Linked DNA regions of Homo sapiens: region 2 is linked to region 1. A link is a contact called in ENCODE POLR2A ChIA-PET data. All regions are on one chromosome and are shown on one strand. The core of a region is the stretch at or near the end of the contact, and the rest is flanking DNA. Distances in the headings are between cores, read along the strand shown. Region 1 overlaps MAP3K7CL (MAP3K7 C-terminal like). Region 2 has its middle 32 kb from the start of BACH1-IT2.

Region 1 (6,694 bases), core at 877-3,376:
AGGTTGGTTTTCCAAGGGTTATTAATGATTATTATTTTCATTAATATAGATATGAAATTTCATAAAGGAATTAAAGATTATTAATAATGTGACCAGTATTGAAGTCAAAGGAAGATTTATATAATCAATAGCCTGTGAATAAATGTATCTTCTGGTGTGTGTATGTGAAGTGTGGTGGTATAATAAAAATACACACACACACAAAATTTAATTTTTACAAAAAGCGAATGAAATATATTTTGTGTTGAGAAGTTTGTGAAATCCTTACAATTTTTTTGAGACTCCCAGAATGGTGGTCGGACAGTATAGCATGATGGTGGACAGTATGGGTTTTGGGGCCAGACTTCTGCAAAACCTCAGTTAGTACCTTACAAACCCTTCCTTCCTTGCTTGGTTTGCCATGCTTCAAACATAAAATTGTATCTAGACTTTTGGCTACAGGGGATTAAAAGATGTTTATTAGGAGGTCACAAATACAAATTTTCTCTTCCATGTCTGACTATTTTCTTTTTGTTCTAAGAGTTTTGATAAAGTTGCTTGGAATACTCAGATTGCATGATTACACACAGTTGGAGTCCTACAAAAAATTTCATGAAGGAATTGAGGATTATTAATCATGTGATCCATATTGAAGTCAAAGAAGATCTATATGACGAATAGCCTGTAAATGTATCTTCTGGTGTGTGTGTGTGAAGTGTGGTGGTATGATAGAAAAATCCTCAGTAATTATGTCTCTATTTATAAACTCTTCAGACTGAAGGTACTGGAGGACTTTGTTATTTAAATTAAATTTATGTGTAGCTTTTTTTTTTTTGGAAATGCAATACTCATCCCCTAAATTACATGTTCTGTAAGTTTTTTTTATGTTGCATTAAAAAAAATATGGTAGGGGCCAGACGCAGTGTCTCACACCTGTAATTTCAGCACTTTGGGAGGCCGAGGCAGGCAGATCACCTGAGGTCAGGAGTTCGAGACCAGCCTGGCCAACATGGCAAAACCCTGTCTCTACTAAAAAATACAAAAATTAGCCTGGTGTAGTGGTGGGCGCATGTAATCCCAGCTACTCGGGAGGCTGAGGCAGGAGAATCGCTTGAACCCAGGAGGTGAAGGTTACAGGGAGCTGAGATCGTGCCATTGCACTCCAGCCTGGGCAACAAGAGCAAAACTCTGTCTCAAAAAAAAAAAAAAAATGATATGGTAGGATAATGACATGAGAGTGACTCCTATCTAATGTTTGAAACATATCCTTACTGTTTACATTGAAAGCAATGATAACTCTGGGTACCACTACAACAATATTAAAATGAAAAAAGGGGCCAGGCGCAGAGGCTCACACCTGTAATCCCAGCACTTTGGGAGGAAAGGCAGGCGGATCACCTGAGGTCAGGAGTTTGAGACTAGCCTGGCCAACATGGCAAAGCCCTGTCTCTACTAAAAATACAAAAAAATTAGTCGGGTGTGGTAGATAGCACGTGCCTGTAATCGCAGCTACTCAAGAGGCTGAGTCATGAGAATTGCTTGAACCCAGTAGGCGGAGGTTGCAGTGAGCCAAGATCACGCCACTGCATTCCAGCCTGGGTGACGGAGTGAGACTGTCTCAAAAAAATAAAAATAAAAAATAAAAAAAGGAAAAGTCAACTTCTAGAAGTAACATGGCTAGCAGGCTAGTGGAGGTATTTTATACAACCTTCCAGACCACATACAAGTGGGCCGGACCCCCTCCTTAATTACTTATATGCCTGTGTGTGTTTCTGCAGAACTCATCTTGTTTCCTTCCCCAAAGTACTTGAAGTGTCTCCCTAAATAATTGGCTAGATGTAGGGCCAAGGCCAAATTCTTTCATTATATATATATTTTCTTTTTCGTAAAGTCTCAAGTTCCTTTTTCTTCATTCTCACTTCTACCATTTGGGCTTGGGACTTATTACTTGAGATCTTGGTTGATGCAATATTGTAACTAGTTTCCCTGCCTAGGGTTTCTTGTTGCTAGAAAATGACAGCCAGTTCTTGGCATAGATTTCAAGACCTCCCTGGGGATGCCTTGGAACCTCTGTAGAACTTCCAATCTCATCCCTCAACTTCAGCTACATTGGCCTCCTCACTTCTCCCGGGGCAGGAGGTGGGTCCTCCAGTCACTGAGCCCCTGTTCACACCAAGCTCTTGGCCTAACAGGCCCCTTTCTTCCTTTTTTTTTTTTTTTTTTTTGAGACAAAGTCTTGCCCTGTCACCCAGGCTGGAGTGCAGTGATGCAATCATAGCTCACTGCAGCCTCAACCCCCTGAGCTCAAGCAACTCTCCCACCTCAGCCTCTTGAATAGCTGGGACGACAGGTGCATGCCAGCATGCCCAGTTAATTAAAAAAATTTTTTTAAAGAGATGGCATCTTGCTATGTTGCCCAGGCTGGTCTCAAACTCCTGACCTACAGCAATCCTTCCACGTCAGCCGCCCAAAGTGCTGGTATTACAGAGTCAATATCAGCAATAAAGGACTGCTAGGAGGAAAATTGCTCGAACTCGGGAGGTGGAGGTTGCAGTGAGCCTAGATCACACCATTGCACTCCAGCCCGGGTGACAGTGCGAGACTCCATTTAAAAAAAAAAAACAAACTGCTAGGATACATTGTTAAATTGGGAAATATGGTAATATCTTATATTTATAAATACATGAGCTTGGTTTTCCAAGGATTGTTAATGATCGTTATTTTCATTAAGACTTTACTGAAGTGGAAATTCATTTTGCAACATGTCTTTTCCCAAACAGTCTTTATTTTCAAGCAAGATATATTGGGCCAAGTGAATTTGACCCAAGTAGTTAGCTCTCCATTTTTTGATGATTCTGTTGAGAATTTCTTTCTCATTATTTCATAAAGTGTAGCTGATTATGTTGCCTCTAGCTTGGCTGGCGTAAGCTAGATGCAAAGAGAGACGCTAACTAAGGTATTTTAAAAGACAGTTTTTCTTTATTGGAGTCGTTCAGACACTGCTTAAGGTTTGAACTCCAAACTGAACTTCTCTCTCATCTCCAGAGGAGGTCTCCCTGGATCAAGTTTGGGAGAATTTGTCTTAAGAGGCGTGATGAGAAGAGTTGCTGAAACTGTTATTTTAAATCATATCTGTTGGATGGAGAAAGAGAGTCAAACATTTTCTAGGATTATAAACTCAGCATTGGCTGAATCCAATTTAAAGAATCGCTTCTGGCTTATGACCAATGATGTACGAGAGGTTTGTTATATTTTTACTGATTTTTTTTTTCTTCTCCGTGTGAAAAAGGTGGGAAGGACTTTCTTGAAAGCTTTGAAAAATTACCAAGAATTCTGATATCTTTAAAGAACTCCTGCTATCATTTTTATCTAATTCTTTCTAGGCCTTTTGCATGTGAATAGACATTTTAATATAATTGCATATACAGTAACGTGGAATGTATAACATGATTTTTTCCGTAAATATTATAAGCATTTTTCTACAACATACCTAGCTTTTTGTGTATGTAATATGAAAGTCATTGAAATGAGATATAGACATTTTATGGCTTTTGAAATCTATCACCAAATTTAGAAAAAATAAAATAAAAAAATGAAATCTATTACCAAATTGTTTGACAGAAATTTTTAAAAGTATATTATTAAGCTACAATCAACTGTAAAGTTTGCTTTGTTCCAGATAAAGCATTTTATCTCATCCAGTAGAGAAACCACTTATTTATTTTTTTGGTATGAAATATTGTATTGGGTACTTTGGTGTTTAGAAGATTAACTGAAATGTCAGAAAAATAGACAGACTCTTAGAAAAGTCAGATTGAAGAATGTTTTATTTATTCATTTTAATTTTTATTTTTTAATTTCAATATGTTTTTGGGGCACAGGTGGTGCTTGGTTACATGAATAAGTTCTTTAGTGATGATTTCTGAGATTTTGGTACACCTGTCACCCAAGCAGGGTACACTGTACACAATGTATATTCTTTTATTCCTCACTCCTCTCCCACCCTTTCCCGAGTCCCCAAAGTCCATTGTATTATCCTTATGTCTTTGCATCCTCATGTTATATATATTTTTATAAACAATTTTATTTTATTTTATTTTTCTGAGACAGTCTTGCTCAGTCTCCCAGGCTGCAGTGCAGCAGTGCGATCTTGGCTCACTGCAACCTCTGCCTCCCAGGTTCAAGCGATCCTCCTACCTCAGCTCCCCGAGTAGCTGGGATTACAGGTGTGTGCCACCACTCTGGGCTAATTGTTATATTTTTAGTAGAGTCAGGGTTTCACCATGTTGGCCAGGCTGGTCTCAAACTCCTGGCCTCAAGTGATCGGGCTGCTAAAGTGCTGGGATTACAGGCATGAGCCATGCGCCTGGCCAGTTTTATTTGTTTTTAATTGACATGTAGTAATTGTACTTAGTTATGGGGTCTAGTGTAATGTTTTCATACATGGACACATTGTGTAATGATCAAATCAGTGTAATTAGCGTATTCATCTCCTCAAACATTTGTCATATCTTTGTGGTGAGAACATTCAAAATCCTCTCTTTTAGCTATTTTGAAGTGTACATCATTGTTAACTACAGTCACCCTACTGTGCAGGAGAACACCAGAAGTTATTCCTCCTGTCTAACTGTAACTATGTACTCACTGAATAACCCCTCCCCATACCCCTCTTCCTACCACCCTCCCCAACCTCTGGTAATCACTATTCTACTCTCTACATCAATGAGATCAACTTTTTTAGATTCCACATAGGAGCGTGATTGTGTGGTCTTTGTCCTTCTGTGCCTCACTTATTTCATTTAACATCATGTCCTCCAGGTTCATCCATGTTGTTGCAAATGACAGGATTTCATTTTTTAAAATGGCTGAGTAGTATTCCATTGTATAGATATATCACATTAAAAAATCTATTCTTCTGCTGATGGACACTTGGACACGTAGGTTGATCCTATACCCTGGCTATTGCAATTCGGTGGTTTTCAGTATATTCACAGAGTTGTGCAACCATCACCAACTTCACATTTCCTTCACCCCAGAAATAAATCTGGCACTCTTTGGCAGTTACGCCCCACTGACCCTTGACTTCTGGACTTTGGCAACCAATAATCTACTTTCTGTCTCTATGGATTTGCTTATTTTGGACATTTCATACAAATGGAATCATATAATATGTAATCTTTTGTGATTGGCTTTTTTCACTTAGTATAATGTTTTTAAGGTTCATCCACTTTGTATCATGCATCAGTACTTCATTCTTTTTATTGCTGAATAATATTCCATTGTATGAATATATAATATTTTATCCTTTCATAGGCTAATGGACATTTAATCGGTTGTTTGCACTTCTTGGCTATTGTGAATAACGCTGCTATAAACATTTGTGTACAATTTTTGAGGTAGACCTATGTTTTCAATTCTCTTGAGTAGGTTCCTAGCAGTAGAATTGTTGGCTCATATTATAACTCAATGTGTAACCTTTTGAGGAACTGCCAGATTGTTTTCAAACGGGTTGACATTTTATATTCTTGCCAGCAGTGTATCAAGGTTCCAATTTTTCCACATCTTTGCCAACACTTCTTGTGCCTTTTAGATTCTAGCCATCTGTAGTGGGTGTGAAACAATATGTCATTGTGGTTTTGATTTACAGTTCTCTGATGGCTAATGATGTTACACAGGTTCTCCTGTGCTTCATTGGCCATTTCTATCTTTTCTTGGAGAAATATCTCAAAGATCTTTTGCCCATTTTTTAATTTGGTTGTCTTTTTGTTTCTGAGGTGAAAAATGTTACATAATTTTAGTGTGTTCAGGCAAAACATCAGAAAGGGGTTTTCATATGAGGCTATCAAAATCAATGTGAGACTTATATTGTCATGTCTTTTTAAAATGTATAAAATGATGATTGGGGAGTAACATCTCATCTAGGGGAACATATCAGGATGGGGCAAAAGGGTGCATATGTAATTTGCAAAGGCATAAATTAAAATTAGTGCAATTTTGATTTGTTTTTAGTCATATTTATTCTGAGATTTCTAATAACAGGAGATTTTAAGTTTTTTTTTTTATGTTTAACCAGAAGGATTTATTTCTTTAGGATATTCCCAAAGGGAGAGGCTTTTAAACTGTGTTCTGAGGAGTCTCTCACAGATTCGGGAGGGAGAGGGTGTCAGGCAGGGGACTGTACCAAGATCAACCAGAGAAGGACCAATTTTTTTTTTTTTTTTTTTTTTTTGAGATAGAGTCTTGCTCTGTCACCCAGGCTGGAATGCAGTGGCGCGATCTCGGCTCACTGCAAGCTCCATCTCCCCGGTTCATGCCATTCTCCTGCTTCAGCCTCCCACGTAGCTGGGACTACAGGCGCCCGCCACCATACCCAGCTAATTTTTTGTATTTTTAGTAGAGATGGGGTTTCGCCATGTTAGCCAGGATGGTCTTGATCTCCTGACCTCGTGGTCCGCCCACCTGGCCTCCCAAAGTGCTGGGATTACAGTTGTGAACCACCACGCCCGGCAGAGAAGGACCAATTTTATCCCTTTTATTTGCATCCCTTCAGGGTATGACTTTCTTTGCAAAAGGATTCCACAGCAGGGTAACACTGAAAACCAAACCTCACTTTTATATACCTAAGATATTTTTCTTAAATATTTACTCAGCCTCCAGAAATTACATTTTCATTAACATAAATACACAGTAAATGGAGACATTTCTCCACAAGTGT
Region 2 (6,165 bases), core at 1,140-3,639, 240 kb after region 1:
ATGGCAGGAAGCATCCGGGGGTAAATTACAATGTCCAGGAGAGGATTAGAAGCTTTCATTAAAGCTCAACGTTAGTATTTTTTTGGCTATGCCCTCGTTACAAGTTGAATTTTATATTCCCCCCAAATGAAGTTCCAACTCACAGCGCCTCAGAATGTGACCTTAATTGGAAATAGGGACATTGCAGATGTGATTTGTTAAGACAAGGTCACACTGAAGTAGAGTGGGCCCTAATCGGACTGGTGTCCTCATGAAAAGATCTCCATGTGAAGAGACACAGGGAGAATGTTATGTGAAAATAAGGGATTGGAGGGATACATCTGTAAGCCAGGGAACACCAAAAATTGACAGCAAATCCCCAGAAGTTAGGAAGAGGCAAGGGTTTTCTCTACAGATTTCAGAGGGAGCATGGTCCTGCTGACACCTTGATTTTGGACTTCTAGCCTCCAGAACTGTGAACATTTCTGAACAACACATTTGAAAAATACATTTCTGTTGTCTTAAGTCACCAATTTTGTGGTACTTTGTTATGGCAGCCCCAGGAAACTCACAGGAAACCTTTATGTTTCACTAACAGCTACAATGATATTGTTGAGATGGGACTGTAGATGAAAGAACAAGCAGGAGTGATAACTTCAGGGATTTTTAGAACTCAGGAAATTTTAAATGGAGGCTTGAGATTTCCCTAAAGGATAGACAGATAGACCACTGGAAGACTGGGAAACCAAGAAAAATGTCAACACCTACATGAAAGCTGATGTATGATGTAAGTGGCATTGTTAAATCAGTGAGAAAGCAATGGACTAGATAACATGTAGGAGTGGGAAAATTGGCTATCCACATGCAAAAATAAAACTAGAGCTCATATAATAATAAGAGTAATCCCTTCCACTGCACTCAGTAGGTGCTGTTCTAAAAGGTTTTGTATATTCTAATTGCAACTTTACTCTTACCTATGAGTAATATTATATATTCTAATTGCAACTTTACTCATACCTATGATTAGGTACCCATTTACAGATTAAGAAACTGGAGTACGTGGAAGTTAAATGACAGGTTAAAAAGTGGCAGAGCTGAGAAGTGAACCCAGGTAGTCTGCCTCCGGACTCCATGCTCTCAATCACGATGCCATGCTGCTTTGCATCTCCTAGGGATGTGAACTCAAGGTTCGTTCAACACCTGACTGTGAAAATAGAAACTCTAAAAATTTAGAAGAAAATAAAGGATAATATCTTCAAGACTTTAGGGTAGGGAATAAAGAAAACAGAAAACATACAAATTATAGAGATAAATATTGACAACACAAACTACATAAAACATTTTTGTTCATCAAAAGGTATTATAATAAGAAAGAAAAATATTTGCAGCATGTATAATCAATAGAAGATTAATATCCAGTTTATATAAGAAATTCTCTACATCAATAAGAAAAGCACAACAAACAACATTATCAAAAAATGGTCCCCCCCAAAAAAAAGAACATGGAATCTCACAGAAATAATAAATTACAAATACTGATTTGAAGAGATTATTAACTCCACTAGTAATGTGGATAATGGTAAAAGAAATCACTGTGAGGTATAATTTGACACTCATCATACTGGCAGAAAATTTAAAGTCTGACAATACCAAATGGTTACAAGGATATAAGGCAATAACAATTCCTATGCACAGCAAGGGGGAATTTAGATTTGTGTAGCCACTTTGGAGATCAATTTTGCAATATTTAGTAAAGTTGGAAATTAATTTCCTCTGTGACTCAGCAGCTTTTACTCTAGAAATATACCCTAGGACATCTTGCCCATATTCCCAGGGAGACAGAGCCAAATGGTTTATTGTAGCAAACACTTAGAAACAGCTTCAGTAGCCATCAACAGAAATGTGGATTAACTCATGGTGGAGTGTTCATATGATAGATACTATGTAATACTGAAAATTAATGAACTAGAGCCAAATACATTCATGAAAGAACCTCATAAACATAATGTTGCTTGAAAAAGCAAATTGAATAAAAATATATAAAAATTTAAAACATACAAATAAGACTAAAAGTTAAAAAATAAAAGAAGAACATATAAAGGTAAAAAATATACAATACAAATACATGCACCTACTATGTACCCACTGATATGGTTTGGCTGTGTCCCCACCTAAATCTCATCTTGAATTGTAGTTCCTGTAATCCCCATGTGTCATGGGAGGGACCTGGTGGGAAGTAATCAAATCATGGGGGTGGTTAGCCCCATGCTGTTGTCCTCATGATAGTGAGTTCTCATGAGATCTGATGGTTTTATAAGGGGCTTTTCCCCCTTTTGCTTGGTGCTTCTCCTTGCTGCCACCATGTGAAGAAGGACGTGTTTGCTTCCCCTTCTGCCGTGATTGTAAGTTTCCTGAGGCATGCCCAGACATGCTGAACTGTGAGTCAATTAAACCTCTTTCCTTTATAAATTACCCAGTCTCAGGTATGTCTTTATTAGCAGCATGAGAAGGGACTAATACAGTAAATTGGTACCAGGTAGTGGGATGCTGCTGTAAAGTGCCTGAAAATGTGGAAGTAACCTTGGAATTGGGTAACAGGCAGAGGTTGTGAAACAGGAGAGTTCCCTGACCTCCTTCACAGGACATGTGACAAGGGTGTGGCTCTCTGTTCAGCCACTGTGAGGGAGGGGGAGCACACAGAGGGGCAGAGGCAGGAACTAGGGTGAGCACTTTTGGGCTCTAGCCCCGTGGCAGTGTCTAGGGGTGGTTGTCTGTGACTCCCAAAGACCAGTGGACACATGTTACAGTGTACTCTTTTAGCCTTGCTCTCCACCGATAGCTTAAGTGTTAACCAGCTCAGTGGACTCTATGCCTTTTTGCAAGGGCAGAGGGCCAGTGTGATAGCCTTCTGGATCCTGAGCTCTTGTCTAGCATCCTGGAAGAATTGGGTCACACACAGACTTGAAGGATGAATGTGGGGGTTTTATTGAGTGGTAGAGGTGGCTCTCAGTGGGATGTATGGGGAGCTGGACAGGGGATAGAGTAGGAAGATGATGTTCCCCTGGATTATGGCTGTCCAGTTGCCAATCTCCTCTCTGACCATACCCAGCTGAACTCCTTTTGATGTTCAGATATTCCTTCTCTTCTCTCCTTCTCTGCTGTGCTATTCTGCCACTCTTCTGCTCCTCTGTTCATCTGGTTATGGAGTCTGGGGTTTGGGATTTATATGGGTACAGAATATGGGGATGTGGTGAGCCAAAAGGCAACTTTTTGAGCATGAAAACAGAAATACCTGTTCTCAGGGCTGTGGGTATCAAGGCTTGAGGGTGGGAACTGCTCTTTTCTATCCAGTAGTTTCCTGTCTCCTGTCCCTGTCATTTGGAACAGTTTGGAGGTCTCAGAAGAAGATAGGAAAATGTGGGAAAGTTTGGAACTTCCTAGAGATTTGTTGAATGGCTTTGACCAAAATGCTGATGGTGATATGGATAATAAAGTCAAGGCTGAGATGGTCTCAGGTGGAGATGAGGAACTTGTTGGGAACTGGAGTAAAGGTCACACTTGCTGTGCAAAGAGACTGGTGGCATTTTCCCCCTGTCCTAGAGATCTGTGGAACTTTGAATTTGAGAGAGATGGTTTAGGGTATCTGGCAGAAGAAATTTCTAAGTGGCAAAGTGTTTAAGGGTAAGCAGAGCATAAAAGTTTAGAAAATTTGTAGCCTGACAATGTGATAGAAAATAAAACCTCATTTTCTGGGGAGAAATTCAAGATGGCTACAGAAATTTGCGTAAGTAACAAGAAGCCAAATGTTAATCACCAGCACAATGGGGAAAATGTCTCCAGGGCATGTCAGAGACCTTTATGGCAGACCCTCCCATCACGGTCCCAGAGGCCTAGGAGGGAAAAATGGTTTCCTGGGCCCTGTCCAGGGCTCCACTGCTCTATACAGCCAGCCTGCCTGCTTTCCTTCCTTCTTTCTTTTTCTTTCTTTTCTTTTCTTTTCTTTTTTTCTTCTTTTCTTTTCCTTTCTTTCTTTCTTTCTTTTTCTTTTTCCTTCCTTCCTTCCTTCCTTCCTTCCTTCCTTCCTTCCTTCCTTCCTTTCTTTCTTTCTCTCTCTCTCTTCTTTCTTTCTCCCTCTCCCTTTCTCTTTCTTTCCTTTTCTTTTTTGAGACAGGGTCTTGCTCTGTTGCCCAGGCACAATCACAGTGGCACAATCACAGCTCACTGATCCTTGACCTCCTTGGCCCAAGCAATACGCCTCTTTCAGCCTCCTGAGTATCTGGGACCACTGGTGGGAGCCACCATGCCTGGCTTTCAAAAATTTTTTGTAGAGATGGGGTCTCCCTATGTTGGCCAGGCTGGTCTCAAATTCCTGAAATCAAGCAATCTTCCTGCCTCAGCCTCCCAAAGTGCTAGAATTCAGGTGTGAGCCACCACTCCTGGCCCTGGGGATTACGTTTCAACATGACATTTGGAGGAGACAGACATCCAAACCATATCACTAGTTGATAGGTACATAGGTACTTATATTATTCTTCATTTCCTTTTCTATGTCTCAAATATTGCAAAATAAATTTTTATAAAGAAAAGAGATTGGGAGCCACTCGGGTGGAGAAAGTGAATCATTTGAATGTCAAATATGGGGACTATAGGTCAGAAGGGGCTGGAAGTGCCATAGTGTTTGTTCCTTCTGACTTCACTTCTCTTTTCCTATTCCAGAATAATGTTGGGAAAGAAAAAGTGTTATAAGAATCTCTTCCTTTTCTTCTGAGATCCAGGATCCTTACAGTTCTCTCCTACAGTTTGCTCTCCTTCTTGGTTTGGATAGGCTACTGTTAGGGCAGTCAAGTTCAGAGTGAGTACTTGTTTTTGTAAAGTCACTGTGGTTTCTTATCTTTTGTGTTTTCCAAGCTGTTTCTGATTTAATATTTTCTAGTGCTCCTTTTATGCACATGTTTAGTGTACAAATTCTCTCAGAAATAAAGTGTGACTGATATACAGCTAATATTCCTCCTCCACACAAACAAAAGGTCTTCTAGACAAGCAACAAATAAGAATCAATGTGCTTGGTGTCCAGAATGGCTTACAGCATATCTCTCTCTTTGGTCAGCTGAAAAGGGAGGTGGTTTTAACTCAAGTTAATAAACAGTCCTGCTATTCCTTATGCTCTAACATACACCTATGTCAACAGAAAATATGTTGGTTTTGTATGTTTTCACTTAATACTTTGCTGCAGTGAGTTTTGCCTAAATGTCTTATTATGGTGGCTAGAGTTCTGAGTATAGAATATTACTCTTTTTGTGTTATTTCAATGATACTGTCCTCTTACCAGTATTGTAGGACCAACAGGTTTGTATGTCCACTGTGCAGTAACATACCAATTACACGAAGACAACAGTGTTTGCAGCAGAGAAAGAGTCTAATGATTGCAGGGCACTAAGTAAGGTGATGGGAGGAGACCCTCATATCCATCTCCCCGAGGAGTCCTGGGTGGGGGCTTTTAAGGGGATCATGAAGTATGAAGGGCTGGAATATTGGGGCCATTAATTGGTCAGTGTATGAGATATGAAACCATCAAGATGTAGAAACTCAGAATCACATAGGCCTCAGAATCACATAGGCTTCTTCAGGGAGTCAGCATCTTGTGGGGCCCTTCAGACCAGCTGACATCAGTAGTTTCATTGATATACAGGACCTGAAAGAATATCTCAGATGGAAAACTCAACATCTTATAATGTTCATGTTGTTATCTATAGAGCAGGTAAGGGGAACTATAATCTTGTAATGGGTTGTAACCACCCAATGGGTTTACCTTGCCCACTGCCTAGACAGAGCCAATTTATTCAGAGGAATTGCAAGGAAGAAAGAGTAATTCATGCAGAGCTGGCTGTACAGGAGAGCAGAGTTTTATTATTACTCAAATCAGTCTCCCTGAGCATTTGGGGATTGGAGATTTTAAAGATAATTTGATGGGTAGGGGCTTGGGAAGTGGCGAATGAGGATTGGTCAGGTTGGAGATGGAATCATAGGGGGTCGAAGTGAAGTTTTTTTGCTGCCTTTGTTCCTGGGTGGGATGGCAGAACTGGTTGAGCCAGATTACTGGTCTGGGTGGTGTTACCTGATCCATCCACTGCAGGGTCTGCAAAATATCTCAAGCATTGATCTTAGGTTTTACAATAGTGATGCTGT

What was found. ChIA-PET counts read pairs that join two places held with the same protein, here RNA polymerase II (POLR2A).
Region 2: POLR2A ChIA-PET joins it to region 1 with 12 read pairs in activated T-cell. The contact joins two enhancer-like sites. POLR2A ChIA-PET finds 5 or more read pairs at or near these places in 2 of 52 experiments (B cell and activated T-cell).

Annotation. Positions count from the first base shown.
Region 1 is chr21:29,161,510-29,168,203 of GRCh38, forward strand. All of the region lies in intron 4 of MAP3K7CL (MAP3K7 C-terminal like), which reads left to right. Among named protein-coding and RNA genes, the nearest start is that of LINC00189, 29 kb to the right of the region's middle. RefSeq lists a silencer at 2,859-3,153. Within about 2 kb of position 2,127, at least 11 of the 41 ENCODE cell types and tissues checked have a DNase peak (open chromatin) inside an H3K27ac peak, as active enhancers do.
Region 2 is chr21:29,401,707-29,407,871 of GRCh38, forward strand. No RefSeq gene overlaps it. Among named protein-coding and RNA genes, the nearest start is that of BACH1-IT2, 32 kb to the left of the region's middle. Within about 2 kb of position 2,390, at least 3 of the 41 ENCODE cell types and tissues checked have a DNase peak (open chromatin) inside an H3K27ac peak, as active enhancers do.